7 separate regions of the Mus musculus genome follow, and all the other regions are linked to region 2. The links are chromatin loops, found by intact Hi-C in ENCODE. Cell type or tissue: left cerebral cortex. All regions are shown on one strand. Region 1 overlaps Ap1s3 (adaptor-related protein complex AP-1, sigma 3). Region 2 overlaps Mogat1 (monoacylglycerol O-acyltransferase 1). Region 3 has its middle 5.6 kb from the start of Gm39665. Region 4 overlaps Acsl3 (acyl-CoA synthetase long-chain family member 3). Region 5 overlaps Acsl3 (acyl-CoA synthetase long-chain family member 3). Region 6 overlaps Acsl3 (acyl-CoA synthetase long-chain family member 3). Region 7 holds the start of Acsl3 (acyl-CoA synthetase long-chain family member 3).

Region 1 (4,000 bases), 1.1 Mb after region 2:
ACATGTCAGCCACTTAGTGCACAGGCACACACAGAGCAAGTCCAACACAGGCTTGCCATATCTGATAACTCACCTAGGAGTTAGCTCTTGTCATTTACATTCCCCACGGTGAACAAGAATATTCTCTTCTTCCCTCCTCCAGATTTCTACATCACTAGCCCATGGTTTATCCCTAAGAGGCTTTCATGCTCTGATCTAAAGTATCCCTCGTATATGGAAGCCTAACCCCCAGTGTGACTATCCTTGGACACAGGGTGTTTAAGGGGGTGATTAAGTTAAACAATGCCAACAAAGTGTTGTGATGTGTGATGACTGTGTCTTTTTGAGAAGAGGAGGAGACACTAAGAACTATCGTATCCTTGTCCTACCTTCTCCACTCCAACACGTGTACCCAGAAGCAAGGCCATGTGAGGGCACCCTGCAGTGAAGTACTATCTGAAGCCAAGTAGATAGATACCCAACCTGCCTTCACTTTGATCTTGACCCTCTGGCCTGCAGAACTGTAAAACACAAACTTCTGTTGTCTACTCGGAAAGGGGGAGAGAGAAACCCTGGCACCCCTTCCTCGGGAACCCAGAAAGCCACTGTGCTGGTTCTTTGGGTCAGAACACACCACTGGCCTGCTGCCATGCCCTCTATCACCTCATCTTATGAGTTGCCTTTCCAAGGCCTAACTAATAAGTCTACCTAGAAACAGCACCGACCTGCAGATCTGTCACTCCGAGCTCCTTTTTTTCAGTTTAGCCTGTTGATCAGAGGCCTTCTGACTGTGGATTCAGTCATTTTCTCCCAGTTCCCTACAAAGTATCTACTGTTCCCTTTGGTTTGCTTCTCTGGGGTGTGTTTCTCTGTTTCTCATATCTTTTATCTATAGTAAGAGCAGTTGTTTCTGGGTCGGGAACTTATATTTTCTCTGTTGATTCTCTCCCAAAACTGCACCCCTTGTTGATGGTGAATCATTTACTCTCTCCCACTAACAGTGGGTTAGAAGGAACTGGAAGACAACAGGTGAGGCATTCAGGGGAGTGCCAGCCCCCACACCAACCCGGAGCCATCCTCTAAGAAATAGGAAAGTAAGTCACATGTTCAAATACCTTCCATGGGCTGGGCGGAGGTTAGCACTGTATCAAATGTGAGCGAAGGTTCAGTGTCATAAAACAGGAGGGGAAGAACACAGTAGTCCGCTCTTAATCACAAGCCCCAGAGAAAAGAGGCAGCTGGTTCAGGAGCTGCAGTCACATGGTTGCCAAGAAAAGCGTGGTGGTTACTACTACCAAGTCTTCGAGAAACCTGACATCTAGACAATTAGAGAACCGTTTTAATGTTCGTAACTAACTGTAATCAAAACAAAAAGACACTGATTGTGCTAAATAAAACTCACTTTGTGGGAACATGATCTCTGAGCTGTCTTTGCCTGTGGGTCTCACTTTAAGATACTGAATAAAAATGATGGCAGAGGGCTGATGAGATAGCTCAGACGTTAAAGAACCTGCTGTTCCAACATGAGGACCTGAGTTCAAACCCCCGTAGCCCACGTAATGTTGGATGCAGTAGTGCCCCCTAATATAAGCCTTAGAGGCTAATTCAGGAGAATGCCCCAGAAGTTTACCAATCAACTAGCCTGACCTCCAGAGTGGCACACAAGAGACCGTGTGTCAAACACAGTGGGAAATGAAACCTGATACCAGAGGTTGTCCTCTGATCTCCACAGGCATACAGAGCACATGAACACTCACACATACACATACATACAAATATTTTGTAAGTGCTGGCTGAAGGTTCTCACTGAAATATAGCTTCATTCGGATCCAAAGATTTTGCTTTTGGGATTTTAAAGTTGCTTATTTGAAGATGTGCTTCTCCGGGCTCAAGAATCTTGCTTCTACCTCTCAACTTAATATTATTGTTGAGTCAATTCTGGGACCCAGTTCTCCAGTTAATATTTATTCAACAAACCTTGTAGTTTATTTCCTCAAGATTGTAAACCAAGGTTCTGTTTCAATATAAAAAGAAGAAAAAAGTACACGAATATACTGAATCTCGGAATCTCATTTTTTGCCTCTTCTCGCCAGCCTTTGTCTTGAAGATGTAGAAAGGCAATCACACTGGCTGGCGTGTGTCGAGCTTTCGCAGTCCTTGCACACCATCTGGTGGCAGAGCTGGATGCTGAGAACATGAGAAATGGTCAGTAAAGGAGGCAAATTAAGCTTAAGGAGGACAAAAGACTGAAAATAGAAAAAAGAGGCATGGTGGGCGGGAGGGGGGATGACACAGAGGTCATTCATATGTGTTGGGTGTGTGTCAGCTATGAGTAATAGGCAAATCAAAAGGGTGGCCACCAAGAATAGCCTTATGGTCATTTGTGTAAAACTTTAAAGTTCTCTTCACAAAAAAAAATTTATCATAAGAGTGTTAATCATCCACCTATATGGCACAATAACATTTATTGAAAGGGAGGAACAATGAAAAAAAAGAAAGTTAGGATAGGTAGGCTTTTTCTCCATTGAGTAGCTTCAAAATCACACACACACACACACACACACAAACACACACACACACACACACACACAAGATAGAGAAGATAGGTGTTAGATAGATAGACAGAGAGACAGACAGACAGACAGCCAAGCACAGTGCAGACACCTATGATCCTAATACTTCAGATGTGGAAGCAGGAATTCAAGGTCAGCTCTATAAGACCCTGTCTCAAAAACAACAATAACAATTCTTTTTACTGGGGCTGGAGAGATGGATCAGTGGTTAAGAGCCACTGACTGCTCTTCCAGAGGCCTTGAGTTCAGTTCCCAGCAACCACATGGTGGCTCACAACCATTTGTAATAGAATTTGATGGCCCTTTCTGGTGTTTCTGAAGACACTTACAGTTACCCATATGCATAAAATAAATAAATTTTTAAAAATCTTTTTATTACAGTAGAGCTATACAGTGTTAATAAAGTAAGAACCATCAGCCACCAAGGAAAGAAAACAAGAAAGGGGGGGGGAGGGAGGGAGGGAGGGAGGGAGGGAGGGAGGGAGGGAGGGAGGGAGGGAGGGAGGAAGGAAGGAAGGGAGGAAGGAAGGAAGGGAGTCGTCATACCAAGAGACAGGACAAGAAACCTGAGTGGATGGAATTATGTCAGCCAAGCATTCACATGTTGACGTTCTAAACTGAAGAACCTCAGAATTTTATCTTCTATAGAGACAGATTTGCTGCTAGGAAAAGTCAGTTAAAATGAAGCCAAACTGATAAGAGTGTGGACTACCACCACCTAGTATCACCAGACTGGTGGACTCATAAATTCGACCATTTTGGGCCCAGCTACTTGCACACTGTCATGTGAAGATAAAGGCAGAGATTGTGGCAATACTGAAGGCTGCTGGCAAACCATAAAGGCCTGGGCCAAGAGCACAGCATGGTTCATCTGAGTTCCCAGAAGGAGCCAGCCCTGACTGCCCATTCCTTATCTTCTTGCAGCGTGTGAGTCGGTACGTCTGTTGCTGATGTCATCTGGCTCACGCTTCTTGGCTATAGCAGGCCAGCAGACTAATCAAACTCTGCCTCTCACTTTGAATTCTACAACTTTCTTTTTTTCTGTTTTAAAAATTATCGCTGAGCACTGGTAGATCCAGTAGAACTCAGGAAGCAGAGCTAAGTGGATCTCAAGTTCTACAGCCTGGTCTACAGAGCAAATTCTAAGACAGACAGAGGGTTAAACAGAAAAACTGTCTCGATAAAAAAAAAAAAAAAAATTAAACCGGGCAGTGGTGGCACACGCCTTTAATCCTAGCACTTGGGAGTCACAGGTAGGCAGATTTCAGAATTCGAGGCCAGCCTGGTCCTACAGAGTAAGTTAGTTCCAGGACAGCCAAGGCTACGAAGAGAAACCCTGTCTCCAAAAACAAAACCAACAAACAAACAAACAAAAACAAAACAACAAGAACAAAAAACTAATATATATATATATATATATATCATTATTTTCTAATTTGTTATAAGTC
Region 2 (4,000 bases):
GACTCCCAGTCAACTAGGAATAGGGTCTTAAAGCCCACACCCACAGTGACACACCTACTCCAACAGGGCCACACCTTCAAATACTGCCACTCCCTGGGCCAAGTATATTCAAATCACCACAATCGATTCTTTACTTCCCTGAGGGAAAAAAATGAGCATCCATGTCCAACCCTCCTAACTGCTGTCTGCACTGGCTCACGAAACTCCTTGTCCTCTAGCCTAGGTACCTGTTACACAGTGGTAGCTTGGACTTGAAGCAAGAGGGATCCTTGGACTGATTGTGCCCTCACTTCTTTCCCCATTCTCCGCCCCAGATAAACTTATCACAGGACGAGGAGATGAACCGGGCCGCTGTGGAGGCCACAGATAAGCAGCCGTACTGGGATAGCTGCACAGGATGGAGGGCTGCAGCCTCGCAGCAAGGCAGCCACCGTGCAATGAAAACATAGAATGTGCCAGGTTGGGGAGTTCCTCCATCTTTCTGAGACAGGGTTGTAGGCTTACATTAAAAACAAAAACAAACAAACAAACAAACAAACAAACCTACTTTAGGCCGGGCGTGGTGGTGCACGCCTTTAATCCTAGCACTCAGGAGGCAGAGGCAGAGGCAGGCGGATTTCTGAGTTCAAGGCCAGCCTGGTCTACAAAGTGAGTTCCAGGACAGCCAGGGCTATACAGAAAAACCCTTCTCGAAAAACAAAAACAAAAAACAAACAAACAAAACCCCCTACTTTAATAAGGGTTCTTAAATGCATTAACCTCCCTTTTAGCCCCTTCCCAATAGAGCTGTAGGAAAGGAAAGGTTAATAAGGCCAAAGAAAGCAAAAACTTCCTGCTTCGCAGGGCCTCACTCTGTAGCTCAGGTTGGCTTGGATCTGTGAGGGAGAGGCAGTGACGGCATCCTCCCTAGGTTGTTCACGCGATCTATCTAATAGCATCTGATAGACATCCGTAAGCCTTAACGCTTTTAATAAGGGTTCAGTCCAATTTCAAGAAGCAGGAGGCAAGCTGAAGCCACACGGGAGCTTGTTCCCATTGGTCCCACTGCTCCCATGTGGGTGGTTCTCGCCTCACAGCCGCTTGTTCCCATTGGTCCCACTGCTCCCAGGTAGGTGGTTCTCCCCTCACAGCCGCTAGATGAGCTTCCTTGAGTTTTGTAGTCTAAGTATGGTCTCGATGATGATCAAATTGTCCCTTTATTACCTCTAGCTTATCCCTAAAAAGCATTGAGCTTTTCTAACCTTCTAATCCAGTTAGGGGACAGCTTAGGAACTGGAGGAAGGGATGCTAGGCTTAAATATTAAGTTCCTGTGATTTGGAACTTTTAACATCTCAGAGGAAAGCAGGAAGGGCTATGCTCATCTTACAAGGAGAACATCTTATGATTACTTCAGTCGAAAGGGGTAGATTTGAGCTCCTGGGAGAAGCTGCTGAAATATAACGGAACTTAATAAGAAGGGACTTAGTTAGCTGTGGTGTCCTTCCTAGGGAAAGAAGCCCTAATTGAGAGGTTGAGAGGTCACAATTCCTATAACAGTAAGCTGTTTTTACTCTGCCTTAGACAGCAATGCCTCTCTCCACAGTCCCCACTTCACCGTCCCGTTGACCTCTCTCCCTGAGGTAGTCTCACTAAAAACTACAGCTATTTCTAAAAGACTACAAGTTTACTGGTCCGTCTGTGTACAGATTTCTCAGATTTCCTTCCTCAAAGGTCACAACTGCGAGGAAGCTTTATAGAACAAGTTGTATTCTCCCATCCCTTGCCCAGGAAACTTTAGGGCAGAGAGAAAACTAAGATGGGTCCAGCCTGCTCACTATGTAGCCAAGGTTGCCCGGGAACTCCCAGCCTTCCTGCCTTCACCTCCTGAGTGCTGAAACTACAGGTATGTGCCAGCACTGGCTTGTTTCCTCCAGTTCTCTCTAATGTGTGTCAAAGGACTGGTGTCTACTGTGCATAAATCAGACTTCGTAAAGATCGAAGGAAACTGCCCTCGAGTGTTTGGAGGCTCGGTCTAGTGAAACACTCAGCAATTAGGGAGTGTCAGTCCTTCCTTCTGTGCCTCTCAACTCCCATATTCATGGTCTTTATCACTTGCTGCCTCTTTATTCCTTCACGATTGCTTAGGTTTTTAAAAAATAACCACCTTCCATTACTGGCACAGGTTCGCTCTGTATGTAGCTTGAAGAAAGACAAAGGAACCCACCCCCACCCGACTCCCCTTTGCGTACTGCATCCCCCCACCCCCACCCCCCTACAGCGGCGCTCACAGTCCTCATGCCCAAGCGAATGACTTCAGAAGGAGTAGTTTGCTTCAAGGTTTGAAGTTAACCACCCGGCTCATCCTGGCCTTGGGCGCATAGCAACACCAGGCCAGCAGGGGGTGCAGTGTATACAGGCCGTCAAAGACTTGTATTTCTGAATTTCCAAATTCTGAGATTGTTATGTAAACGTCTTTTAAAATATGTACAGAAGCCGCCAGATTTATTTACAACCAATAGGTATTTTTGTAATTATACAGATGAAACAGATACTTTTGGGGGGGGGGAACATTCATACGATACAGGTAAAATAAATGTGCTGTTCCCCACCCCTGACCCAATCCCCAAAGGAAAATGTTGATCTTGCCAGGTTTTTCTTGTACACTGAAAATATTGGTGCACCTAGAAATTTATTTTTTTATAGATGGGATCACACTTCATTTTGCAACTTTTCTTAGACATTTTAGGCACTGTGTGTGCCACGTTATTTGTTATTTCTTTTTTTAAAAAAGATAGCTGCCTAAGATTCCGGTGAATAACTGGAATGTAGCTCAGCCTATGTAACTGTTTTCCTAATGAGCTGTGGTTGCTTTCAGTTTTGTGACTAGATGACTTTCTCGCACAGAGACTTCGCTGTAAGTAAGTGACATTTTCAATTGTTCTGAAAGATATTTTTTAAAAAGTCATAATAGAGGATGTCACGTGACCTGAACATTTCACAGTCAGTCACAATAAGAACCCTGTGGTCTTGCTTGTCAGCTGTGCCCAGGGGAGAATGAGAGTGACGTGGCTCGCAGCAACGCCTACTCTGCGCACAGCTGCAGTCGGCACAGCAGCGCATTTGACTCAGAAGTCAAACCACAGAATGACAGCTCAGTGTCTGCTGAGAAGGGAAACTCTTTATTTGTTGTCGAGTGGGATGGTGTGACTGAGGTAGGCAGCCAGTGAGCTGAGGAGAGGACTGGAGCCAGCGGGCTGGAGGGAAGCCGATTGGCAGCCCAGCGCTCAGCTGCCCACGGGAGACCCAGGCTGCGGGTGGAGTGGTGGCTGTCCTCAGGGATGACACGTGCTCTGTTTTCCACAGTTGGCCGCCCCATCCCTGTTCAGCAGACTCTGAACCCGACCTCAGAGCAGATTGAAGAGCTGCATCAGACATACCTAGAGGAGCTAAAGAAACTGTTCAATGAACACAAAGGGAAATATGGGATTCCGGAGCACGAAACTCTGGTATTTAAATAACCTCCTTCCTCCAAGGCATAAGAAAGGAAGGCAAGAAAGCATCGTTGAGAAAATAAATAAATAATTTCTCTGGTTTTTGTTTTGTTTTTGTTTTTTGTTTGTTTGTTTTGACTCTAGAATCAAGTTGCAGCTGAAAAGAATTAGTGGTGAAGACCACTGCTGTTATTTTATACTGTGATAAATAAAAATACAGGAAAATGGAGGTCTGGGGTTATGACCAAGTGGTACAATGCTTACCTACCATGGGTAAGGCTCCAAGGTTGGTTCATAACAGTGGAAAATAAAAATACACTAGATGATTATAGCACAGGATTGAAGATGACTAAGACTTAAAAATCTTCTGAATTTAGGGAGACTATATCATTCTTCAGGTTCCTAAAAGTCTTAGAATTACTCATGCGCTCAGAGCAAAAGCAAAATACCAACTTCAAAGCGCCTCTAGACACTAACTGAGCAATTCTGTGGCTTAGGGTGGTATCGTCACTGAGCAGGGCAGCTGTTG
Region 3 (4,000 bases), 57 kb after region 2:
GATGTAGTGCTATACTAACTATTTCCCCAATTATAAGACTCTTTGCTACTTGTGGTTTCTCCTGGCCACACGATTCTGCTCCATCATGGCTTCCTACCTCCTCCTCCTCCTCCTGCCGTCCTCCTCCCTCACTCTCCCAAACCTCTCGTCCCACCTTTCCCTTCCACTGCCCGATCACAGGCTTTAGCTTTTATTGACCAGTTAGAATGGGGAGAAGGTTCACTTGAGATTACCTGATCCACTGCTCATCGGAGGCAACTCCTCTTGAGGAAGCAGAATTATCATCAGAATACAAACAGCATTACAGCAACCCACAACATCTGTGTAAGACTACCGCAAAGCTACCTTCAAAAGAGGAAAGTACCCAGTGCTGATATCAGAGAGCTGCCGAGGCCAGTTGAGGAGCCAGGAGGGAGCTAAGTCCAGAAGAGAACAAGATGAGGTGCCTCAGTAGCATTCAAGTACAATGCCACTGTGATGGTCCATCTTGATTGTCAACTTGATGGGACTTAGAATTTCCATAGAAACAAATCTTGAGCCATGTCCATGAGAGATTATCTCCATTAGGTTATTGAGGTGGGAAGACCGATTCTTAATGTAGATGGTACCATCCGGTGGACTGGGTCTTGTACCAAATAAAGAGGAGGAAGCCAGCTGAGCACAAGCATCCGTACCTCTCGCTGCCAGGATGGACCATATCCCTAGGAACTGTAAGCTAAAATAAAACCTTTACATTGCTTTAATCATGTTTTTTTGTTTGTTTTTCATTTTTGGTTGGTTGGTTTTTTTGTTTGTTTGTTTGTTTTGTTTTGTTTTTTTGAAACAGGGTTTCTCTGTGTAGCCCTGACTGTCCTGGAACTCACTCTGTAGACCAGGCTGGCCTTAAACTCAGAAATCCACCTGCCTCTGTCTCCCAAGTGTTGGGATTAAAGGCGTGGCACTACCATTGCCCAGCTGAGAGAATGTCTTAAAAGAGGTAACTGAGTTAAAATGCAGTGTGTAGGATGGGTTTCTACACATTCTGACAGTACCCTTATAAGAAGAAATTCAGACCCACAGAGACGTTTGGGATGTATCTGCAGAGGAAAGATCATGTAAGGACACGTTGGGAAGGCAGCCAACTGTAAATTAAGGTGGCAGGCCTCAGCAGAAACCAAACATGCCCAAATCTTGATATTGGACTTCTATTTCCAACACTGAAAGAAATAAACAGCCATTGTATGAGTATCATTCTATGTATGGGTCTTTGTCAAAATAGCTGTGTAGACTGTACTGTCCCCAGCTTCTCCAACTCTGGCCTTGGCAGAAGGAGAAACAAACCATGTAGAAAGCAAGCAAGCAAACAAGCAAGCATACAAGCAAGCAAGCAAGCAAGCAAACAAACAAACAAACAAACAAACAAAAAGCTGTCTTTTCTTGAACATGTTCAGATAATTTACAAAATATATTTTATAATAAAAAAGTAGCTTTAGAGGTTGGATATGGTGGTACACGCATGTAATCCCAACACTCAGGAGATAGAGACAAGAGGGTATGAATCTCCCAGACCAGCCTGGGCGATACGAAACTCTGTTAAAAACAAACAAACAAACAAACAAACAAAATCACAACAGCCTCCCCACCCCCACCCCCACGAACAACAACAAACAAGCAGACACCCAATAATCACTTAAATAAATAAAAACAAAACGGAAGCATCTGCCATTAGTGTCAGAGCCCGGCTGCTACCACCGACTCTTGAGTGTGTTTGTTCCCATGTTCCGGTCCACGGGTTTATTTTATGTGTTAGATTAAAAAGCAGAGATGTAGAACTTTCTCATGCATTTTTCTTAACAGGAACATTCTTTGGACAGAAATGGTCAAACACATCGGTTCCTTGATTAGGGCCACCCTTTGTCTTTGTTCAGGCTGGGGCCTTTCTCCTCATTAGTGTCTTAGCCAGCTGCCTCATTCAAGTTGAGCTGCAAAGAACAAACCCCCTGCCTTTGCCAGGAACATGCGGCCTGGCCTCTGTGTGCCCCTCACTGGGCCATTTCTATTTGGCACCAGAGGAAAAGCTTCCCCAAGTCCTCAGCAATCTCAGCAATTAGGCACAATCTCCTAATGCTCACAGCTTCCTTTCTGACTCACTTAATCCATCTCAGGCGGCTCCTGACAAACGTTAAGCTTAAGGCCAAACTGTGTTTTGATGCCTGAAGAATTTCTGAGGAGGGACTCATGAAGCTTTCTACACACAGTCAAAGATGGATGAGGGATGGAGACATTTTCTTCAGCGGTGTAGCCACTGGTGGAGTGCCATAGTTCTTGTAGGCAAACTCTTGTCCATGTTTATCTAAGCGGTCCTAATGAAACTCATCACTTGCACTCACAGCCACATACACACACACACACACACACACACGCACGCACGCACGCACGCACGCACGCACACAAGGGCTAACTAGGAGGCCAGGGTCAGCAAGAGTGAGTGGCGCATGAAAGGGTAAGAGAGGTAACAGCTCATACATTACGTACATGTATGAAAATGTCAGAATGAAAGCCATTGTGCTATATAAATTAATAAATGCTAAAAAAGAGTTTTGAAGCCCTTGCTCCTTCTCCACAGAACAAGGTTCCCCTCTCTCCAGAGGGACCTTAGCTTTCACTGAGGGGGTTTTCTGGTTGGTCACAGTCACTCCTCAGCCTCAGCCTGGAGCTGTAGATCGAGGCTATCCTGGTGCAGCTCAGAGCTCCCTGGAGACAGGCAAACACTGGAAAGGAATGAACTCTGGCACAGAATGTGTCAAGACAGTGAAGATGGTGAAGGGTCCCCAGGCTGGGGTGAGTTTTTTTTTTGTTTGTTTGTTTTTTGTTTTTTTTTTTTCTTTTTTGGAGTGGCAGGAAAACAGGTCATCTGAGGCTCATCCAGGCAGCTGCTCCCCTCTTTCTAAACTTATCCCTCTTCCTAAAAGATACCCAGATTTGAACCTATGGTAGAAACTGCTGTGTCACTTGTTTTTCTTTTTTAAATACTCTTAATCTTTATTTCCAAAATTAACTCCTCCTCCTCCTTCTTCAGTAAGATGGTATTTCTGGACCCGGCTGGGAGTCAAGCTCATACCAATAAGAAATAACCAGAAAGTAGGATTTCTTTCTGGTACAGTGTATAGTTGGGTTTTTTAAAACCATAAAGTAGTTGAATTATTGAAAACTAATCCTATCCTCTCTCCAACTCCTCCTAAAGACAGGAACTATGACAAGTTGGTGTGTATTTTTAGATGGCTTTTATACAAGTGTTTCCTGACATGTCAGTTTGAGTCTCACAAAAATGACAACATTTGTAATTTCGAGAAAGTGAGACCTGCTGTTCCTCGGGGGAAGGGAAGATCATGTGGCTCATATAAACGCCATGAAGCTCCTAGGCTAAGATTCACATAACTTCCACTACAGATAGACTCTCTGGGTCTGTAGCCACAGGTCTGAAGACAGCTCACTCTTGCCTGTGTTAGGCCCAGATCTAAACTGCGGGGCACAAGTTGGTTGTTCTGGGGGCTCCGTCTCTATGCTCTGTCACCTCAGCTAAGGAAGCACTGTAGACTATGTGGCATGATTTTTTTTTTAAATGACATTTATCTGTTAATTTTGCTCCTGTGGTTGTATGTGCCTGAGAACCGGGCATGCCGTGCAGGAATGTGGAGGTCAGATGACAGCTGGGAGGACTTGCTCTTTCTTTCCATCATATAGGTCCCAGGGATCAAATTCAGGTCATCAGTCCCATTGCCTGTCTTTTCGAGCTGAACTACCGTGACAGTGCTGGACTTGCTGACTTAACCAGCAGATTTCTTTCCTCCTCAGCCTAGATTTTAGAGAAGTCTAAGATTAGGATGACTCTCCACTGCTGGCTTACACACGTCCACCTTCTCCTGTGTCCTCACATAACCACGGCCTCCACCAGATTAGGAACCAAGGAAGGAATTACCCGATAGCGCTTTTCTTCTTGTCTGTTTTCGGTCGTGGTTTA
Region 4 (4,000 bases), 150 kb after region 2:
TTTTTTACATGAGAGGAAGATAGAGCATAGAGTGTGAGAAGTAACGCAGATTGGTGATTAAATGGCTGCCTGGATAGGTCTCAGTTAAGATGAGACCTCAACAAGACGTAGCAAACTTGGATAAAGAACCTTCTGGGCAGAAAGACGGAGTAGTGGGTCCCAGACACGATTGAGCTCAGTTGAGTGTAGTGCTTGGGGTGGACACTTGAAGATCGTGGAGAGAGCATCTTCTGGCCCTGTTTTAGCCTCTGAAGAACAAGAAAGGATGGGCTTTATGGATGGGTTTATAGGAGGCAGGTTTGGGGTTTGCAAGGGTCACAACTTATGGCCTAAGTGCTACTGCAAAGGCCAAACCCTGCAGTCTGAAGTTAAGGGAATGGCCTTGTCTGGGTGGTTGTAAGGAATAAGAGTGGTTACGGAGTATTGTGGGATGACAGTAATGGAAGTGAAAGAAATGGCTGGGGCCAGGCTATGCTTTGTAGGTAGACTCTGGATAGGCTTGGAAAAGAGACTAAAGATGAGTGTAAGTTAAGAGTAACTTCAGTTACTTTGTTAAGCAGTTGGACATGCTGTCCTGCTTACATAGGATGAAGGAACAGGTAGGGAAAAGAGGGTGAATGAGAGAACGTCACTTTTGTATCAGTTAGGAATCCTGTTGAACAGATGGTTGTTTCGAAGAGCTCTTTGAAGCTGTCCTTGAGCCTCTGGCTTCTGTCAGGGACATTGAGCCCTGTGGGCTGCAGAGTGAGTGTAGGTGTACATCTACTACTGAACTTGGTAGAGGAGGGCTTGAGTGTTCTCTTGAATTTGTAATGGTTTAGTGATGTAAGCAACAGTGATCATCTCCAGGTAGAGAGGGAGGATATTTTAAAAAAAAAGAGCCAGGCTCATGCCTTTAATCCCAGCACTCGGGAGGCAGGTGAATTTCTGAGGCCAGCTTGGTCTACAGAGTGAGTTCCAGGACAGCCAGGGCTATACAGAGAGACCCTGTCTCGAAAAAACCAAACCAAACCAAACCACCAATAAAAAGCTTACAAGCTATCAGAGGATTAGAAAATGAATGACTGGGACGGCCACCAGACTGGGTGTTGAAACTCGTGCCTGCATTTAGTGAGCTGCGTGTGTTTCTTCAGTGTTTAATAGTGTAGCAGGGGGTTAAGTTAAATGAGTTTAGTTTTGGTTTAGCCATAGAGACTGCAGTATGAATTAGATATAACTGTGGGTAAATAGTGTTCACAAATGTAACCTTTATGAGACAGATAATTAGCTAGAACACTCAGTGGCTTAAATAACAAAATCCAGGTTTCCCATATATTTTGTTTTTTTCTTACCCCCACAGACAGGGTTTCCATATGTAGCCTTGATTGTTCTGGAACTTGCAGTGTAGACCAGGCTGGTCTTGAATTAAAAAAGATCCACCTACACTCTCCTGATTGCTTGGATTACAGATGTGTGCCACCCACCAGGCATGGCCCCTCCTCCTCCTCCCCCTCCCTCCCTCCCTCCCTCCCTCCCTCCCTCCCTCCCTCCCTCCCTCCCTCCCTCCCTTCCTTCCTTCCTTCCTTCCTTGCTTTTGTTTCTGTTTTGAGACAGGGTTTAACAGGCCTAGGCTAGCCTGAATCCTCACATAGCCAGGGCTAGCCTGAGACTCAGGACAATCCTTTTGTCTCAGCTGAGTACTTGGATTATAGGCATGGGAGGCATAGGCTCTATATGATTATTATTTTTAGAATTTTATTTTGTTGTCAGATGTCATCATTAGAGTTTATATATTCGGGTAGTATATTGGGTGATTTTTGCCATGTAAAGCCTGTCACTTAGGTTTAAATCTAGCAGGTGGAGTTTAGCACCTAGTAAATACAATCTGGTTCCTGCACAGTTAGGCCAAATTCTCACCTGTCTTCTCAGTCATGCAGAGCTCCTTGTGAAGTCATTGGAACTCCCATGTTGAGCATTTCATGGGGGCACAGAGCAAGGTGAGAGTTCCTGGACCTACAGTTAGGGCAGTGTGATCTTCCAGTTATCCCAAGTAGGACACCAGAGGGCAGCCTTGATCCCTTCCATCTAACTGCTCATCACAGAACTCTCTTAAATGTTGTTGCATTTTTAGAAATAACATTGTCAGATGGTTTTGTTGTTTAGTTTTATGTGTATAAGTGATTTGCCTGCATGCATATCTGTGCACTACATATGTGTCAGGGCCTGTGGAGGCCAGAAGGAGTCTTGGGTCCTCTGGAACTGGAGTTATAGATGGTTGTGAAGTGCCACATGGGTCCTGGGAATTGAATCTTGGTCCTCGAAAAAAGGAGTCACTGGCCATCTCTAGTCCCTTGGTCAGATGACTTTTAAGATGCATGAGATGTAATGAGCATGGCCATGCTTAGAAGCCAGCTGTATGTGTTTGTAGTTTGTTCTTTGTTCAGTTTTTATATGTAATGGAGAATTCCTGATTGTGTTTTAGTTGAAAATCCTTGAAGAAAGTATGCTAAGCAGCTTTAAAAGGAGCTAATTAATAAGTTAAACTTGAGGTTATCTGTACTTCTGACAAATCCAAATGAAATACTGTAGGCTAGTTAGGTATTCGAGGCTTAACCAGAGGGATGTTGAATACTATAACTTAGTCTCTACCTGGTTGTAGAGAGACTTTTTACTTTGCTTATCATGAAAGGATGATTAATTCAGGTTAAATGGCCATAAATATTTCTGTGAACTTGGGTAGTGGGTCACTTTTTGTTTATAGAGCACATACTGTCTGTTTCTGAAATCCACAAAGTAAACTTCTGTTCTAAATGAATGATTAGTTTAGGGCTATTTGTCTAAGAAGTGATTCAGTCAAACATACTCTGTGCTCCAGGTTCCCTGTCTTAGGTAACTTCAGACTCATGTGACCTTTTTTTTGTTTCTTGAAATAGGGCCTCAGTGTATGACTAAGCTGGTCTTAAGCTGTATAGATCCATGTTTTAGCTCAGTTCTAAATACTTTTGAAAACCAAAAATAAAGCCACCCCTTCCCCCACATCATAGTTAAACGCTTAGCATAGTTATTGGGTTGTCATGGACAATGTCACAAAGCTATTTTTTTTTTAAAGATACATCTTCACTTGAAACTAACATGTTTTGTACATTTAAAATTTGTTCCTATTTCTTCTCATCACATTAAATGATATTTGTGTTTTTATACTTTGCTGTATCAGGTTATTCTGGGGCACTATAATTGGCTTTCCTATGAAGATGTCTTCATCCGAGCCCTTGACTTTGGAAATGGGTTACAAATGTTGGGCCAGAAACCAAAGGCCAACATCGCCATCTTCTGTGAGACCAGGGCTGAGTGGATGATCGCTGCACAGGCGTGTTTTATGTATAACTTCCAGCGTACGTATGGATGGCACTTTTAAAATCTTTCTCTTTTTCTTGTTTTGTTTTTTAAGACAGAGTCTCTACGTAGCCTTGGCTGTCCTAGGACTCACTATATATACTGACCTCAAATTCAGAGATCCACTTGCCTCTTCCCACTGAGTGCTAGGATTTGAGATGTTCACCACTACAATGGGATTAATATTTCTTAATAGGTTAGCATTCTGATACCGGGTTTTGCCTTTATGTACTTACTGGAAGAGCATGTGTTAGGGCTTAGCTATTCACTTTTTGTTCGCTTCCTTCCTTCCTGCCTTCTCTTCTTCCTTTTTGCCCGCCTTCCCTCCTCCCTCCCTTGTCTATTTTGGACCCAGCTTGTCAGATGTTAAGGGGGCTTTCTGTATTTGGTAGAGCAGACTTGACATACAGGACCACTGCTCTGCTCCCATCCCTCAGGGACCTTTATAAGCACACTTCCATTTTGTTAGTCCACTTCTGAGTGGTGACTGTGATGGGCCAACCTTGTAAACAGTCCTGGAGGTGGTGCCTAAGGTCATGGTAAATGAACTTGAAACAAAAACGATGGTTTCAGCAGTTGTTTGTTATAAACTCCTGGTTTTCTTTCCATTTCTTTTTTTCTTTTTCCT
Region 5 (4,000 bases), 130 kb after region 2:
TTCTGTGCATTAGTTCTAGCTTCCTGTAAGAATTGTTGTGAGATTTTAAATAAGTGTCTGCAGTATTGTCAATAAACATGAACCAAAAACCACTTTATTTGTTTTTAGAGAATGTAGGTTTTTCATATTTTACTGCCCCCCCCCCCCTGTTTTTCAAGACAGGGTCTCTCTGTATAGTCCTGAATGTTCTAGAACGTGCGCTGTAGACCATGCTGGCCTCAAACTCAACAGAGATCTATCTGCCTTTCTCTGCCTCCTGAGTGCTTGGGATTAAAGGTGTGCATCACCGTTGCCTAACTTTGCCTTCTTTCATGAAATAGTATCATTAAGCTTCTATATATAGTCCCACCTTAAGGAAGTATCTTATGTATTAGGAACCTTTTTAGTAGAGTTGGAGATGTATGTAAATAGAAAACTGTAACTTGGGACCATTAACTGGATTTTGTTCTATTATTTAAAAAATTACAAGTGCATGTATATGAATGTCTGCATGTGTGTGTACGTATGTCTGAGTGTCTGTGTGTGTGTGCACATTCATTGGAGCCCTTGAGAGTCCATCTGAGTGCATGCACAATACACAGGTGAAGGTCAGAGAACAGCATTGGAGTTGGTTCTTTCTCTCCTTTATGTGGGTTCTGGGTACTGAACTCAGTTCACTAGGCTTCAGTGGCAAGCCTTTACTTGCTGAGCCGTCTCACTGACTGCATCCTTTAGGTTTGTTCTCTTTTAGTTAATATCAGTTAACTGTGACGTGGGCTTTAGGTTTCCTGGGAAAATAAATTTCTACATGTTAGCACATTGCAAACAGGCTGACTCTGGTGTTCTCACACGTTCTCATTCAGATAACCAGCTTCTACTTTTATTACTTATAGTTATAAGGCTTATGTCATATGACACAAATTCAGGTGGCATTTTTTTTTTTTTTTTTTGGAACAGGGTCTTACTGTTTACTCCTTGAACTTGCTGTGAGGCTCAGGTTGGCCTTGAACTTGAGATCCATCTGTCTTAGCCTCCTGAGTGGCATATCACCAACTTTGGGTTGCTGAGTGGATTGCCATCCGTGTATATAACACTTGGTATGTAAATTGGAGTCGGTCACTTCTTTCTCAGACTTTGTTTTCTTTCTAAAGTTTTTCTTATAGTGGGGTGGGACAAGCTTTTTTGTTTTTCTTTTTTCTTTTTTTCTTTTTAATGTAACCTCATGCTTTTTGTTGTGGTTGTGTTGTGTTGTTTTACTTATTATTTTTTAATGTAACCCCATACTGGCCTTGATTTTAAAATCCCCTCAGTCTCCCAGGTGCTGGGGTTATAGGCATGCAGCACTGAGCCTGTCTCTGAGCTTTTCCTTTCAGTTTTGTAAGAGGACAATTTAAATTCTTGGAAACAAACAGGTAGGTAGTTTAGGAGGACTCAGCAGTGTGCTTCTTTCCTTGCCTCTCTCTCTGCCTTTCTCCTCTGTTTTAATTTGCTTTTCCTAGTTCCTCTCTTTTCCTATTTTCTATCTCTGTTTTTGTATTAAATAGGAACAAGCATTCTGGATTGATAGGTTAACAAATTTACATTAAGGTTCAGCTATTGAGGACTAAGGGGATTAGAATGTATCCTTTGGGGAGGTATAGAGCAGAGGCTTGAGGCAGATCTAGTCAATGATTTCATTCAGTGACTTATAGCAACTCAGAAAGTAATTGTTAGATGAATTAAAAGTTTCCTGGGATATATAGCAAGAGGAGAAGATGAGGGTCTTTTCACTTGTTACATACAGGAAGTGTATTGAGAAGTGCGTCTTGAGTTGCTTGCCATGATGTTACTAAGACTTGTGATATGGCATTGTCCACAACCATTTGGGCTTCCTATTGCACTTAATTTCCTGTCCGATCTCTTGTATCTTTATCATGATTCATTCTTTTCATTTCCCTTTTCTTTGCTTTGGCTTGAGGTTTTTGTTACCTGTGTTAAAATTTTCAGGTGACAGACAGATAGACAGACAGACACAGATACGGAGACGGAGACTTCTGTAGCCTAGGCTGGCCTTGTACATCACCATCCTGGTTGACTTGTACATTTTATGTGTTGACTACATTGAAATTACTGGGGTATTTATCTGGGTCTTTTCTTCTTTAGACATCTCAATAAATAAGGTTCTCAGAAAACATCTATGTCAGAGACAGTGGGCAGTAAATAGATGAAGCCAAAGATGAGACCAGATCCTTCTTCAAGAGCTAACAGGCCCTGTGAGAAGAAGGAGGCTGCTACCATGAACATGGCCAGGAATGTGACAGACCTTCTGGCTTTGAGCCAGCAGGAAGAACTAGTGGATTTGCCAGAAAACTATCCACTGAGTACGAGTGAAGATGAGGGGGACAGTGATGGAGAAGGAAAACGTCAAAAACTTCTGGAAGCAGTCAGTTCCCTTGGTAGAAAGAATAAATGGAAGTTGGCAGAGAGATCTGAGGCTAGTCGGATGGTTTCAGAGTTCAATGTCACTTCTGAAGGATCAGGTGAAAAGCTGGTCCTTTCCGATTTGCTTGGGTCTGCTACAGCATTATCTTCGGTGGCTGCTGTGAAAAAACAGCTGCATAGAGTCAAGTCAAAGACGCTCACCCCACCCCTTAACAAAGAAGAGGCTGACCGAGCCCTCAGGGAAGCAGCATTCAGCAAAACCTCACAAATGCTCTCCAGGTGGGATCCGGTGGTTCTGAAGAACCGGCAGGCAGAGCAGTTGATTTTTCCCATGGAGAAGGAGCCGCCAGCGGTTGCACCCATTGAACATGTTTTTACTGACTGGAAAGTAAGAACCCCTCTGGAACGAGAAGTTTTTAACCTTCTTCATAAGAACAAGCAGCCAGTAACAGACCCTTTATTGACTCCCGTGGAAACAGCCTCCATCAGAGCCATGAGCCTGGAAGAAGCCAAGATACGCCGAGCAGAGCTTCAGAGGACGCGAGCTCTACAGTCCTATTATGAGGCTAGAGCTCGAAGAGAGAAGAGAATCAAGAGTAAGAAGTATCACAGAGCTCTAAAGAAAGGAAAGGCCAAGAAAGCCTTAAAAGAGTTTGAAGAGCTGTGGAAAGACTGCCCAAATGCTGCATTGCAAGAACTGGAGAAAATGGAAAAGGCCAGAATGACAGAACGGATGAGCCTTAAGCACCAGGGCAGTGGGAAATGGGCAAAGTCAAAGGCAATTATGGCCAAATATGACCCTGAGGCTCGAAAAGCTATGCAAGAACAATTGGCTAAGAACAGAGAACTGACACAGAAACTCCAGGTAGTTTCAGAGAGTGAGGAAGAGGACGGATGCACAGAAGAGGGAATAGTCTCTGTCTCCCATGGAATGGATGACCTACAGATGAATGCAGATGGTGTAAATCCCTGGATGCTTAGCAGTTGCAACAGCAATGCAAAGCGGGGTGAGATCAAGACCGATCCTGAACAGATGCCTGAGTTTGTGGCCCATGTGTCTTCTGAGAGTGAGGGAGATGAAAGACCAGTGGCAGAAGAACTTGTGTTAAAAGAAAGATCCTTTCAAGAAAGAGTTGATCCCAACAATGCTAAGCTAATGGATGGCCAAGAAACAGAAGACTCTGATAGCCAGGAGGTATTACAGAAACTCAACAAGGAAAGTCATCAATCTGACAATCAAAAAGTGAGTTCAGAGGAAAATGTTCTCCATATCCAGAGAGAGGACCTTGCCTCAGAGAAGTTGTTGGTGCTTCAAAGGCTAGAGAGAGCACATGTTCTGGAACAACAAGGAGAGTTGAGCAAAGAAGAACATTATCCAAAAAAAGGGCTTTCCAGACCTTTGTTGAAAGGGGATTGGAAGGAGATGAAGCCACTCACCAACCCTGATGCCTCTGGAGGGAAGAAAAAGAAGGAACAAATGATTGATCTACGGAACCTCCTAACTGCTAACTCATCTCCTGTGAGGTCTTTGGCTGTGCCCACAATACAGCAGTTAGAAGATGAAGTGGAGACCGATCACAAGCAGCTAATAAGGGAAGCT
Region 6 (4,000 bases), 140 kb after region 2:
TACCTATTGAAAGATTTGAAGAACAGGGCTAGTTAGATGACAGCATAACCCCTCAATGATTTACTGTGTGTTGAGTAAGTTGATAGAAAATCTAGCTAATCACATTTTATATCATATCCCTTTGGGCTTTTTTTTTTTTTTTTTTGGATTTCCAGCCTAATTTTCAGAAGGAAAGGCATAAAATTCCTTACTATATTTTCTGTGATGTTTCTTGTTTTACTCTTTTGGAGGTAAGTTCATAAAGCAACAGAAACAAAGGAAAACTACAGTTATGGATGATATGTGGCGCTGTCTGTGCTGCTAAGTATTTTAGAGAGTCATTAACGTGCCCGCCACTTCTTTGAAGTAGGTGGGAATCAGCAAAACCCATAGAGGTTTATTTAAAGCATTGGGTTCTTAGAGAAAAGACCCCAAGCACTGGCTAGAAGATTTCATAAAGAGGTGACATCAGAGTTGGAGTTTGGAGAGTTGGAGCTGTGTAAAAGCACTGGGATTAATGGGGCGAGGGTGGAGAAAAATAGTGGAATTTGTAAATCCTCAAGAGTAACTATGACTGTTAAATTGACCATTGTGTGGGTTATCAGTCAGCAGCCCCTCTCTGAGTACTGGACCCCACAAGGGCTGGGGTGTGCAGCATGCCCAGTCTTCAACAGATGCTTGACTATTAGCTAATAATTACTTTATGGATTTAAAATATTTTTTTCAGCCTAATGGCATGAGTGTACACACCCACATACACACCCACCCACACACATACACACACACACACACACACAGAGAGAGAGAGAGGGAGAGAGGGAGGGAGAGAGAAGATAATGCTACTTAAGTGAGAAGGCAGTAAGCAAAAATCACTAGTGCATGCATTCTTCAAATAAATTGGCTCACAACAATTCTGAGACACTTAAGATCTCACAATACTGACCAATAGGACCTGTTATCACCACCATTCAGTAAAGAAACTGAGGCCCAGAAAAGTTATAAGCTTCCGAAGAACAGTAAGAGGATTCCAACCCAAACCCCCCAAGTTCCAGACTCATGTTTCTGTCCATCAAACCGCAGTAGGCAGGATAGGGGTGCTACCCTTCACAGGGGGATTCTTACAGGAAGCAAGCACTAATGCACAGAATTGGCAATGATGACTAGTACTTACAAAGAAACCACTCAAGGCAAAGAGTGTGAGTTTCCCTACAGTCCTTTGTGAAATAATTAAGATATGTAAAATACTAAAGAATTTGAAAACTAGAAACAAAGAAAATAAAGCTATGTTAATTAAAATAAAGATTGCTAAAAAAGAGCCTTCATGGGAAAGCATCTACCAGAATCTGTACTGATTATAAAAGCCCAAGCACCAAGCCTTCCCATGCCCAGCAACTTAGTCAGGTAAGTAACCCTTGCTCACTCATTCCTATTCCAATACCCTCTCTACTAACCCTCCCTTAAAAGTTTGAGGTCAAAACCTCTGTTAATGGTGGCTGGGTGGTGTTGGTGCACACCTTTAATCCCAGCACACGGTGTGGAGCCTGAGGCAGGTAGATCCCAGGGTTCAAAGCTAGCCTGGGCTTCACAGAGAAACCTTGTTTCAAATCAAACCAAATCAACCTCACCCTCAAGGTTTTCATTAGTTTCTAATAGGAAGTAAATCTACAGAAGATAGCTCTTTGAAGGAGAGAGTAAATAAAAGGATGGCCTGATGCTTTTATTTGGTGATGGTGGTGATGTTAAATCATGAGGTTGACCAGAGGGCAGAAGAGATTGTGAGGAAAGCATTGGGTAGGAAGCCACTGAAGGATGTGCTATAAGAGGGACTATTACAGATTAGAGGGACATGGAGGTACCATGGTAACGGAGGGATCATGTATAGAGGAGTTGGGAATTTGAGCAGGGAATATTGAGGCTGCAGTGATTAACTAGAGTCAGGTCAGGAAAGGCCTTGAAGGATTGGGGAGGTGTGATTCAAGCAGCGGACAGAACAAAGACACCTTGAAAGGACATCTCACATGGGAGGTTTTTAGGAAGGTTTATGTAGACCTTGCCGCTGAGTGGGGCTGGAAGGGAAGAGCAGGGAGAGGAAGCACTGGTTTTATATGGAGTTATATAGCACATTGGCATGGGGGAACATGAGACTTGTGGCAAAGTTGTCCGGCTGGGCAGCTAGTAATGACCCATCCTGCTGTTGCTAGGTCCTTGAGGGCAGGCCCGTGTGAAAATGCCTGATTGCTAACAGAAAATGTAAGTATTGATGAAGTCAGAGAAGGATGGAATAGAACCAGAATTGGACTATATTCAATGATTCTGTACTATTAAATACAAACCAGGCTTTTAGGGAAAAAAAGAAACTACTTTTTTTTTTTTTTTTTTTTTTGGTGCCTAGAAGGTAATTCAGAAACATTAAGACCTTTTATTTGTGTTTGTGTGATGCACTCTTGTGGAAGTCAGAACAACTTACAGGGTGTTGGTTCTTTATTCTACCTTGCAAGTCCCAAAGATAGAACCTGGATTGATAGGTACTTTTAGCCATCTCTGGCCTGTTTTTTTGTTTTTTTGTTTGTTTGTTTGTTTGTTTGTTTTTAAAAATGTCTACGGGAAGTGCTTAATGACCTAAATGGGCGGGTACCGTTGTACACAGACTATTGTAGGGCAGGTCTGGGTTGGGTTTTTGTTGTTGTTGTTTATTTGTTTTTGAGTTTGAAAGGTTGAACAGGTAGGTGCCAGCCAAGATGAGCAGGCCTGTCTACTATTCTGTGCTCATTATGTAAATCTGAACTTTCCTATTGAGATTAAAAAGTGAAACATTTGCATATCCTAAGTATTATTTTGGTGAGAAATGTCTATATTGCCATCTGTTTTAATTATTGGTACTAACTACATAGATACTTGTTTGCCCTTTAAAAATGATCTTAGTTCTAAAATAACTTCGTAGGCCTATGACATGTGGGGCAGCTTTTGTTCTTCCTCTTTCTTTTCCCACTTCCCACCCCAACTCTGCATATATCTGCAGATTTTAATGATCTGCATTGAAGGTTTTTTGTTAAAGAATATCTAGTAGCTGGGCAGTGGTGGCACACGCCTTTAATCCCAGCACTTGGGAGGCAGAGGCAGGTGGATTTCTAAGTTCGAGGCCTGCCTGGTCTACAGAGTGAGTTCCAGGACAGCCAGGGCTACACAGAGAAACACTGTCTCGGAAAAATAAAAGAATATTTAGTAATCTTTTTTAGTAAATTATAAAAATGTTCCTTTTTAACACGGTTAGTATTTGTTTTTTAAAAATTTTTATTTATATATTTTTGCTTTTATTTAGACTGTATTACCATGATGCTGGCTTTGTTACCATAAAACTAAACATAAGACTAGAAATTCCGCTTGTTCCTGTTGACTTGATCTCTGGCCTGGATTCCTGCTGTTTGATGCAGGAGGATGTTGTTGAGTTTCTTCTAAAATGAAGCAGGAAGTTTTAGTTATCAGAAAACCCAGACAAACCAGGATGACTTACATGTAAAGTGAGTTGAGACAGGCTCTCACTGTGTAACCCCGCTGGGCCTCCCTCCCTGACAGAGCCTGGTGAGTGGTTGCCACCATGCCTGGTTCCTGGAGTGTTTTTTCTCTTTTTCATTTTTGCCATTCTCGAATACAGCCTCATACATGCAAGTAAGCACTAGCTACTGTCAACCTAGTCTGAAGTGTATGTAATTTTAATGTAAACATGGAGTCATTCTTACCAATATGGACAATAATATGTGGAGTATTTATTTATGTGATCACTGTTAGTATTTCCCCGTTATTTTCTTACTGTGTTAGATAACTTTCTATATTTCTATTGTTAGGCTATTGTAGAACTTGTATTCATCATTCACTCAATCTATACTTGATATAAGCACTGATGTCTTAGGCTGTTAAAGATGGTTAGTTTATATATTATTTTTCAGGCATGGTAAAAAGACCCCAGTATGCTGGGGTGGAAGGATCTGGGGAGGCAGTGCCTGCTGGGGCGTCGATTAGAGGT
Region 7 (4,000 bases), 120 kb after region 2:
GTGAACTCAGGTCATCAAGCTTCGCACTAAGCACCTATAATCCTCTGAGTCACCTTGCCAGTCTCTCTCTCTCTCTCTCTCTCTCTCTCTCTCTCTCTCTCTCTCTCAACAAAACACCATCTTCTGCTTCTGGCAGGCCTAGACCTTACTAAATAGGCTAGGCATGCCTCAAATTTAGAGATCTATCTGCCTCTGCCTTCCAAGTACTAAGATTAAAGTTGTGAGTCATCACACCCTGTTGTTTCAAAACAACAACGACAATAAATAAACCTAGGTGAGGTTGGAAGATTGTCTGGAGTTTAAGGTTAGCCTGTGGGCTTAGTGTAAGCACGAGTTTCCAGGTGTAAACAAAGCCTAAAGAGGTGTATCACACCTGTAATCCTAGAATCACTGTGAATTCTAGGCCACCCTGATCTACATAGTAAAATCCAGGCCTGTCTGAGCTACATGAGATCTTGGCTCCCACTCTCCCACAAAGAACTAAACAACCATACAAAGAAGCCTAGTGAACAGAAGCACAATAATTTCTGTTTAACTAGTATTAAACAGCAGACAATATTCCAATTCAGTATTTGAATCTCAAGAGTATTTTCTGTTAAATGTAAATACATGCCCATAAAATATTGTTTAGCCTATAAAGAGATAACGAAGAAAGATGTCCCTGGAATTCTACACATGTGTTTTATGTTTGTTAACTGGGGAGGAAGGTTCACTATTAGTTTTGCTGTCTTGAAGTTGCTTAGTTTTTCTCAAGGTTTGCAGTTCTGAATGACCACTTCTGAGGTACACATCTTCATCCCTCTGTAGACTGGAAATTCTGCATTCCTTTTATTGGCAGGGTTTCCTTGGGAAATGTGAAATTCCTAGTAGGAGCAGGCTGCTTGAGTCAAACACTATCTGTTCTTTCAGGCAATTAGACTGGCTAGGGGCCCAAGGTGAGTGAGTGAGCTGGCTTTGTAGAGTGTATCATGGCTCCACCTAGCTCAAGTCCTGGCAGCCTCCTCGGAGTTTTTAAGATTGTCCTGGGAAGTGAGCCTCTTTCTGCCTTAGCTTGAGGCTAGCACAGCAACTCGACCTTTCACCTACTTAAAGAAAAGTTCACAGACCAACTAAATAATAGGTTAGGTTAAGAAAAAACAACTCTGCTACGAACAGTCTCTTTCTAATATTACACTCCAGTGGCTGATTTAGTCATTTGTGTTTTGCTGGGTGAATGTTTTGAGTGGGGGGAGGCAGTTGTAAAATAAATGCCTATATCCTGATGTAGTGTCCAAGAGGATCTATACAATGGCAAACTAAACAACACACACAGTCATAAAGATTCATAAAGCTTTTTTTTTTTTTTTTTTTCCGAGACAGGGTTTCTCTGTATATCCCTGGCTGTCCTGGAACTCACTTTGTAGACCAGGCTGGCCTCGAACTCAGAAATCCGCCTGCCTCTGCCTCCTGAGTGCTGGGATTAGAGGTGTGCGCCACCACGCCCGGCTGATAAAAGATTATTTTTGAGTAAAGTTTCATCCTTTGCAAACATGAAATGTGGGTATGCGAAGATTTACGAGTAAACGGGATACACGCTGCATTAAACGAAGCCCATGCAAGAGAAATAATACAGGGCATGCTTTGAGCTTTCCCCTTCACAAGCATTTTCAAACGTCATTTTTTTTTTTTTCTCTTTGCAAGATTTGCTAGAAATCCGTGTTCAAACTAGGATAACGAACCCAGTCCTGAGAAGAATGGGGAAAAAAAAAAACAAGCAGGTTATTTCTTCGTTTATATTGAGATTTATGCATCGCAGCAGTGAAGGCGGGTTTTGCAGTTCTCAGCGGGGGCACCCTGGACGCCTCAGGTCTTCCCGCCCTGCGCCCCCTGCCCAGCTCCCCTCTGCAGCTGCTGTAGCTGCGGGTCCGTCCCGCCGCTCCCCTCCCCAAGGGCTCAATCCCCGCCCTGCGAGGGCCCCAGTCGGGTCCAGCCGTCGGCGGCTCCGCAGAATGACCCATAGTAACCTCGCCCCGCCCCTGCCGCCAGCACCGCGCTCCCCAGGCCGGCATTTGATAGGCCGAGCCCCGCACGCGCCACCGCCCGCGGGCCAATGGGCGGCGGTCTCTTTGCATATGCAACGAGCGCCAGCCCGGGGTGCGCGTCCAGGACTGCGGCTCAACAGACGCTGCTCAGCCGGCGCCCGGGAAACGTCGCTGCGGTTGTGGCCGCGGTCGCGGGCTCGGACGAGGAGGCGGCGGCAGAGCGGGAGGCTGAGCCGGCAGCAGGCGGTCGTCCCCGTCTCGCAGGGCGGCCCCAGCAGCTGCGTCAGGGTCCTGAGGAGGTGGCGCTGGGCAGGAGCCGCTCTGAGGAGCAGCCAGGCCTGCGTGGGTCGGAGCCCGCGGTGAGTGCGCGCAGCGCCCGTTGTGAGGCGATGAGGGTCGCGGGATGGCGGCCAGGCCTCCCTCCTCCCACTCGGCGAGCGTGCATGCCGCTCGCCGGTGCCTGAGGGGACTCCTGGGCCGCGGGGTGCTGGGCCGTGGCGAGGGTCGGGGAAACGGGGGTTGGTGGAGGGTGAGTGGCGAGTAGGGCGTCCTCGCGGATTCGGGGAAACCGCCGGCGTGGAGCTGCGGGCGCGGGAGGAAGGATGCACCGCGGCCTCCTCCGCGGGCGCGGGCACGTGGGTGGGGTCGTCCCGCTCCACGCGGCCGCGCGGCGTCCGTGGGAGGTACCAGCGCCCAGAGGGTCCCTGAAAACTGCGGGTGTGGGACAGGAAATGCGGGTGCGGGCGGTGGGAATGGCGTGGGGAACCTCTGGTGTCTCCTCCTAAGTGCGTTTTAGTCTCGGACGAGTCAGTCATGAGATGCATACATAGGCAGCCCCGGGGGTCACTTGTGATCCCCGTGATGGGATTTCACAGATGAAGATCCAACTGTATGGTCCGTTCTGGTTCTAGAACAGGTATTCCGATCACTTGTACATAGAGCCCCTCAACTTAGAAAGGGCAGGACAGTTTTTGGGAATCCAGTGGAAACTAGAGAGGGGGGATTGATAACTGCCTAGAATGACAGAGCTGGCATTTACTGAGCTTTTTTTAAAGGCCACACACCAAGAACTTTGTGCATGGCTATGTTTACATTGTTAGTCCACCGGGACGGTCGCACATTCTCAGTTTTACAGCGAGAGAGCCTGCACTGTGGACACGTTAACTTAGCCCAGATCTGAGCTACTAGGAGAAGCTTGAGCCCCAGGAGGGCCTGTCTGAATCTAGAACAAATCTCTGATGGCTTTAGTAGCAACAGCCCTCTGTTGGTGTTTGAATGGTTTCCGTGGCTTTGGGTTTCTAGGTTCTTTTGGGTCTTAGGGGTTCTGCAGAGCTGTAGTTTGGTGTTTTTGTTTTTCCTGTTTGTTTTAGGCTGTTTTGTATGCGCACTTTGGCTCTGAGTGTTGTTGAAGGGTGCTGCTGAGTTGCCCCTAGAAGTGCATGCAAAGCTTATTACAGAGAGGGAAGTGTTGGGACTTGAGAGTGCGTTTTCTGGTGTCTCCCTGAGCACCCCTCACATGTAGAGTTGAAGGCTGATTGTATTTTCTAACTTAGGCTCTGATTCTTCTGTCATAAAGTGCCTTGACTCCAGTGTGGCCACAGGAGAGGGTCACCTGGTATCTTTGGAGTCCAGTTACTGGATTTGTAGGACATTTGGGCCGAGTGACTGGTACCCTGTGAGTCCCAAGATGTCCTCCTTGGAGAAAGCAAAGAAAGAAGGACACACTGAAGGACACTGTGTGTGGGAATAACACTAGCGCCTTCCTGATTCAGTTAATTGTTCACGGAGAGCCTTCTCATTGAGTCATGTCAGGCATCTTAGCAGGTGCTGGGAGATATAACAGGGATAGGTTGATCTGTCCCTGTGCCCTCAGGCTGGGATTAGACTACATGCCAAGGATTTTGTAGATAAATGGGTGATTGCAACCTATGTTACATGCAATAAAGGTGAAGTATTGGATGATTGAAGATTCTAACAAG

Evidence for each region. Hi-C counts contacts between places; a loop is a spot of excess contacts. Peaks named below come from ENCODE experiments on the same cell type or tissue, not always from the same donor. Only the 100,000 strongest peaks of a DNase experiment are listed, where the experiment ranks them.
Region 1: it touches region 2 in a loop (4-fold over the local background); 10 of 42 quality-filtered maps call a loop at or near these places.
Region 3: a loop joins it to region 2, with 3 times the contacts of the local background. A loop is called at or near these places in 4 of 42 quality-filtered maps.
Region 4: it touches region 2 in a loop (4-fold over the local background); 24 of 42 quality-filtered maps call a loop at or near these places.
Region 5: a loop joins it to region 2, with 2.7 times the contacts of the local background. A loop is called at or near these places in 26 of 42 quality-filtered maps.
Region 6: a loop joins it to region 2, with 4 times the contacts of the local background. A loop is called at or near these places in 31 of 42 quality-filtered maps.
Region 7: a loop joins it to region 2, with 5 times the contacts of the local background. A loop is called at or near these places in 23 of 42 quality-filtered maps.

Annotation. Positions count from the first base shown.
Region 1 is chr1:79,638,201-79,642,200 of GRCm38, forward strand. All of the region lies in intron 1 of Ap1s3 (adaptor-related protein complex AP-1, sigma 3), which reads right to left. Among named protein-coding and RNA genes, the nearest start is that of Ap1s3, 32 kb to the right of the region's middle. In left cerebral cortex, a CTCF peak has its summit at 2,144 (motif pointing left); a DNase peak (open chromatin) is centred at 2,134.
Region 2 is chr1:78,534,601-78,538,600 of GRCm38, forward strand. Mogat1 (monoacylglycerol O-acyltransferase 1) reads left to right here. Exons shown (of 7, transcript NM_026713.3): 7 at 3,344-3,573. The coding sequence ends at 3,498. Among named protein-coding and RNA genes, the nearest start is that of Mogat1, 26 kb to the left of the region's middle. In left cerebral cortex, a CTCF peak has its summit at 2,375 (motif pointing right); DNase peaks (open chromatin) are centred at 2,374, 3,167 and 3,956; H3K4me3 peaks cover 1,011 bases; H3K27ac peaks cover 1,569 bases.
Region 3 is chr1:78,592,025-78,596,024 of GRCm38, forward strand. It overlaps a transcript of Mogat1 not described here. Among named protein-coding and RNA genes, the nearest start is that of Gm39665, 5.6 kb to the left of the region's middle. In left cerebral cortex, no CTCF peak of the experiment used is centred here; DNase peaks (open chromatin) are centred at 1,989, 3,029 and 3,317; H3K27ac peaks cover 488 bases.
Region 4 is chr1:78,685,044-78,689,043 of GRCm38, forward strand. It overlaps Acsl3 (acyl-CoA synthetase long-chain family member 3), which reads left to right. Exons shown (of 15, transcript NM_001033606.2): 3 at 3,194-3,371. Among named protein-coding and RNA genes, the nearest start is that of Gm51635, 6.3 kb to the left of the region's middle. In left cerebral cortex, CTCF peaks have their summits at 2,045 (motif pointing right) and 3,315 (motif pointing left); a DNase peak (open chromatin) is centred at 2,038.
Region 5 is chr1:78,662,205-78,666,204 of GRCm38, forward strand. The region is part of intron 1 of Acsl3 (acyl-CoA synthetase long-chain family member 3); the gene reads left to right. Utp14b (UTP14B small subunit processome component) reads left to right here. Exons shown (of 3, transcript NM_001001981.3): 2 at 937-1,076; 3 at 2,122-4,000. The coding sequence starts at 2,183. Among named protein-coding and RNA genes, the nearest start is that of Utp14b, 6.4 kb to the left of the region's middle. In left cerebral cortex, no CTCF peak of the experiment used is centred here; a DNase peak (open chromatin) is centred at 2,286.
Region 6 is chr1:78,671,843-78,675,842 of GRCm38, forward strand. The region is part of intron 1 of Acsl3 (acyl-CoA synthetase long-chain family member 3); the gene reads left to right. Among named protein-coding and RNA genes, the nearest start is that of Gm51635, 6.9 kb to the right of the region's middle. In left cerebral cortex, a CTCF peak has its summit at 2,419; no DNase peak of the experiment used is centred here.
Region 7 is chr1:78,655,724-78,659,723 of GRCm38, forward strand. Acsl3 (acyl-CoA synthetase long-chain family member 3) reads left to right here and starts at 2,102. Exons shown (of 15, transcript NM_001033606.2): 1 at 2,102-2,380. It overlaps Utp14b (UTP14B small subunit processome component), which reads left to right and starts at 2,102. Exons shown (of 3, transcript NM_001001981.3): 1 at 2,102-2,380. In left cerebral cortex, no CTCF peak of the experiment used is centred here; DNase peaks (open chromatin) are centred at 2,081 and 3,144; H3K4me3 peaks cover 2,509 bases; H3K27ac peaks cover 2,528 bases.